Regions from separate parts of the Homo sapiens genome. Here region 2 is linked to region 1. Evidence: read pairs that join two places in POLR2A ChIA-PET (ENCODE). Cell type or tissue: OCI-LY7. All regions are shown on one strand. Region 1 overlaps CMTM7 (CKLF like MARVEL transmembrane domain containing 7). Region 2 overlaps DYNC1LI1 (dynein cytoplasmic 1 light intermediate chain 1).

Evidence for each region. Peaks named below come from ENCODE experiments on the same cell type or tissue, not always from the same donor. Only the 100,000 strongest peaks of a DNase experiment are listed, where the experiment ranks them.
Region 2: POLR2A ChIA-PET joins it to region 1 with 5 read pairs; 3 of 35 experiments call an interaction of 5 or more read pairs at or near these places.

What each region holds. Positions count from the first base shown.
Region 1 is chr3:32,419,496-32,421,995 of GRCh38, reverse strand. All of the region lies in intron 1 of CMTM7 (CKLF like MARVEL transmembrane domain containing 7), which reads right to left. Among named protein-coding and RNA genes, the nearest start is that of CMTM7, 29 kb to the right of the region's middle. RefSeq lists enhancers at 1,566-1,645, 1,736-1,805, 1,866-1,925, 1,157-2,356. In OCI-LY7, no CTCF peak of the experiment used is centred here; DNase peaks (open chromatin) are centred at 1,335 and 1,805; H3K4me3 peaks cover 1,483 bases; H3K27ac peaks cover 2,500 bases.
Region 2 is chr3:32,533,475-32,535,974 of GRCh38, reverse strand. It overlaps DYNC1LI1 (dynein cytoplasmic 1 light intermediate chain 1), which reads left to right. Exons shown (of 13, transcript NM_016141.4): 7 at 1,329-1,464. Among named protein-coding and RNA genes, the nearest start is that of MIR548AY, 28 kb to the right of the region's middle. In OCI-LY7, no CTCF peak of the experiment used is centred here; no DNase peak of the experiment used is centred here.

The DNA of each region.
Region 1 (2,500 bases):
GACAGTAGGGGCTAGTTCACCCCGTTGGGCCTCAGTTTCCTCATCTTTGGCATGAGGGATAATAATCAAATATACTACAAAGAGTTAATGAGTTAATACAAGGATTAAATGAACTAATTCAGGCAAAATATTTAGAACAGCCTGGTACTGCTCCAGTAAATGCTCAACAAATGTTAGGTATTAAAACTTCTTTCAGAAGTTTCTTGGGAGGAACAAATAGGATAATGTTTGAGGTCTTGGCACAAAGTAGCACAAAAATGATGATTCCTCTAAGTGCAGTGTGTTGTCACCAGGAGATGAGCAAGATATGAGGACAGCTTAGACACGGACCCTGTCCTAAAGGGTAAGGAGCTTAAGATCCAGACACAAGTAACGACAACAAAACAGGGGATAAATACCACCAGAGAGCTACAATTTGTGAGGAATAGAGGAAGGAGAAGGTCAGGCATGTCCCGTATGAAGAGCAGACATGGCCCTGGTGTGGACTCCACAAAAGCATTCCAACACACAGAGAAGGGGAATCAGAGGCTTCTGGCAGTGGGAACACAGCCACAGAAGGCATAGGGGTGGGAAAGCACAAGAGTATATTTGGGAACAAGAGGGTTGTTGTCCATGTTAGGCAAACTGCACAGGTATGTGAAGAGGTGTGATGGGAAGCAAAGCTGGCGGGATGGGGTGGGGATCAGATTCCAGGCTGAGGAAGTAGATATGCTAGGTGGGCGATGGGGAGCCAGTGAAGGTTATTGAGCAGAGAAGAGCCACAGCAGAATTGTTCTTCAGGAAAATGAATCTAGTAGCAGGTGGACTGGAGATGGGAGAGAAAAGACACAGAAGTCAGTTTGTAGGAGGCTGTGTCAGTTCTAGCAAGGCAATGGGGACTGAAATCAGAATAGTGGCCAGAAGAAAAGGGAGAGGAGCTGGGTGGGAGAGGAGGGCAGCAGGTGGCAGGAATGTCCCAGGGAGCCTCCAGGGACCCAGGCTGCACGGTGAGGTGGGGAGCAGGGTCGCCTCCAGTGGGAGGGTCCAGACAGCCGGTGAGACCAACAAAAAAACTTCCCTGGCTGGCTTGGCTGCCTCAGATTGTTGACAACATGGTCAAGCGATTCCGTCTGTGCAAACTCTGCCATAAACTAAACCGCTGAGTCAAGCAAGCAGGCAGCAGGCCTTGCCACTTCTGCAGGCCATTAGCTGGCCCCCTCTCCTGCCCCCAGACCCAGTTCTGAGGAACAACTCCCCAGAGAGGGCCTCTCCCACCTGCTCTCTGGCCGCTGCATTTTTTAGGGAACAAAAAGCCAGCTGTGGTAAACCGCCCTTCAGTCAGGCAGACAGTGGGACTATGGCGTGGACACCTTGCCCCTTTCTTCCTCCTCCAGCCTTTTCAACCGTGTCCCCAGTTCAAAGGCATGATCATTGTGACCTGCAGGCCCAGGTACAGCTGAAGTCATTTCAGAAGGCTGGCGTAGAGTCAGCCCTCCCCTGCTGCCTGCATTCTCCTTTGCTTTCTCACTTTTGAGTCATCTGAGTGCCAAGTGAAAACAAAGACCTCCCTTCAGAAAGTTCCCCACCTCATTGGGCTTCACTTTTTAAAAATAACCTGTTAGGCTGGAACCTGGCCACTCCCTACATTTCCCCTCACCCGGCCTGCGGGGTCATTCTCAGGCCTCCTTGCCACTGCAAAAGCCTCCTGGTGGAAAGACAAAGAAGGCCTTTCAGTCCCCATGAAGCAGGCTCTGCTTCTGCCCTGATCTGGATGCATCTGGAGGAAACAGGGAGGCCACAAAGAGACATGGACGAAAGGTTCATCCTCAACAATACCTCCTCTCATGTGCCTGCTAATGGAGAACTAGACTGCTCAGATAAACACAAATAAACTGTTCTTCTAAGGTGACAACAGGGACCCAGCACTTGGTAGGACCTCAATAATGTGACGCAAATCAATTTGAATCTAGCTACTGGACTCAAATACTTCTTCCTACATCCTGTTCCTGAATTGAGCTGCATAACTTCAAGTTTTTCTAACATGTAGGCAAAAAGGAGAAACAGATAAACCCAAAAGAACACCAACCACACAGAGAGGAAAGAGAGACCAGGATTCAGAATAACCCACACTAGACCATGAATACATGAATATCTCAAAAGGAAGGACGCAAAGTGGGTTGAGTCATTAACAAGCTTACAGAGAAACTCCAGGCTATCAAAAACCCTCCATAAAATATTAGCATATCATATCCAACATATATAAGAAATACAAATGTACCACAGCTAAGGTTTATCACAGGAATGCATGAGTAGTTCAGTACTTCCAAATGTTTCAAATGTATATGCCTTATGAACAGACAAAACAAGAAAAGCCATATATTCGTATCAACTGAGACAGAAAAAGCGGCATTTGACAAAATTCAATATCCAGTCATGATTAAACAAAACAAAACAAAACTTTCAGCAAGCAAGGATAGGAGGGAACTTCCTTGACTGAGAAAGGGCATCTAAAAACCAACCC
Region 2 (2,500 bases), 110 kb before region 1:
AGGTATCTGTAGCCTCTTTTTTATGTTATCTTTGGGGATTAGAAAATTTGAGAGTAAACAGTCTCTTTAATCATTTATTTAATGCTATACTTAAAAATGTAAGTACAGAAATGTAATCAGAAAGGAAGCTTTCTACCAAAATAGAGACCATTAGAGCCAGTTGATTTTAAAAGAATACAAAATGTGAGAAGTCATCTCAAGATAATGAGGTATGTATTTATCAGTGACAGTGACAGTTCAAAATCACCTTTATTTTATTAAATTTTTAATTGCAATGTAAGTTTTTCAGTTACAGAAATCTTCCAAATTATCATAATTTGGTTTTCATTGTGGGGAAGAGCATTAATGCAAAGTTAATACAGTTAAACTTTTGCCTAAGATTATGTTTGTCTCTACCATGTTAAAGTTTCGTATCAAAGTAAGTTTAGTAAGTTGTATTTAGCAATACTGCTTTTAGGTTTATAAGCCTCAGGTCATGTCCCAGAAAATATGAGTATCCCAGTTAAGAAGTTAGACTGTACTCCCAGCATTTCCCCCTTGGCCTAGGTCACCATCTCCCTTGGAGAAACAAGGGCCAGTGCTAGAATGTGGATGGTCATAGAATTTCTGATAGCCACTCTGAATCCATCATCTGTCAGTGGTCACATTGTCCATGGATGTCTTAATATTTACATCCACTGTGTCTTTTGGATAAAAGGTCAAAGTTAGGCTCTGCTTTAATACATCTTGATGTGAGGTTGTGTTATTTCAAGTTTTGTCATGAAATGTGCTTTTGCCTTGGGTTATTCCTGAAAGCTTCCTAATTGGTACCTGCTGGCTCACCTTTCAACATTGGGTTTCTTTTGCTCTCTCCAGTGAGTCTCCTGAGCCTTATCCCTGAAGTCTTTAATTCCTGGGTTTTGTAAAAACTACAAAGAGACACTGTTAACACACCATTTTTGTTGAAAAGGCAAACAAAACAGCTGTTGATAAATAATATCCCCTCTATGAAGTTTAGGAAAGTTAAAACATAAAAATTGTCCTTTCATGTGCTTTAAATATAGAAGTAGTCATGGTGTCAGTATTTCTAGATTTACCTTTACTTCTTGTCTTAATGAGACTTCTGCCTTCCTAAGTTAAATTGATTATGTAAAAATTCTTTTATTAATTGTAGCCCATATGAAGGTAGTATTTTTTACTTTTGAAGTTCTTGATTACCATATAATATACCTTTGGAGTTATTTCTGAAACTAAAATGCATAGAAATAAAAGTTAAGCTGAAAACACAGAATTTTATGGTATTTGCTCATGACATTTGTCCAGAATTTTTCTTTAACCATATTATTCAGATGGTGCAGCACTTATTTACACTTCAGTAAAAGAAAACAAAAATATAGACTTAGTATATAAATACATCGTTCAGAAACTATATGGATTTCCCTATAAGATTCCTGCTGTTGTTGTGGAAAAGGATGCAGTATTTATGTAAGTGTACTCTTAAATATATAATTTTATCATGTATTATTGCTACTATTTGATGGTGAATCATTATTTCAGTTTTGAGATGGGACCAATAGACCTTCCATGATGAGAAAGTGAGAATCTATCTGTTCCTAGATTGTTTTTTGTTTATAACCTGTCTTGATTTATCTATTATTGCCTTTTAGATTTACTGCTGGCCTGAGCCCTTTTTCAAAGGTTTTTGAGCTAAACTGTCTACTGGGTGCCTATATTAGTGTATTGTATCTGCTTATTCTTTAATTGATTATGATACATAAATGACCAAATATGAGATCTAGACATGCTTTTAAAAATTACCTGGCTGAGCACGGTGGCTCACGCTTCTAATCCCAGCACTTTGGGAGGCCAAGAGCAGATCACCTGATGTCAGGAGTTCGAGACAAGCCTGGCCAACATGGCGAAACCCCCTCTCTAATGAAAAATACAAAAATTAGCCCGGGTGTGGTGGTGCACACCTGTAGTCCCAGCTACTTGGGAGGCTGAGGCACAAGAATTACTTGAACCTGGGAGGCAGAAGTTGCAGTGAACCGAAATCGCACCACTTCACTCCAGCTTAGGTGACAGATCGAGACTCCATTTCAAAAAAAAAAAAAAAAAGAAAGTTACCTGAATAGTCCAGGTGCAGTGGCTCATGCCTAAAATCCCAGCACTTTGGGAGGCTGAGGTGGAAGGATTATTTGAGCCCAAGAGCCCAAGACTAGCCTGAGCAACATCGTGAGACCCCATCTCTACCAGTAATTTAAAAATCAGCCAGATGTGGTACACACCTGTGGTTCAGCTACTTGGGAGGCTGAGGTGGGAGGATCACTTGAGCCTGGGAGACAGAGGCTGCAGTGAGCCATGGTTGAGCCACTGTACTCCAACCTGGGCAACAAAGCAAGACTCTGTCTCAAAAAAAAAAAAAAAAAGGTAACCGTATAAAATTGGGAGGTAATAATTACTGCCCCCTTCCCCCAAGTTAACACTAATGACATTTTTAATATTGGTAATCTTTTTTGAG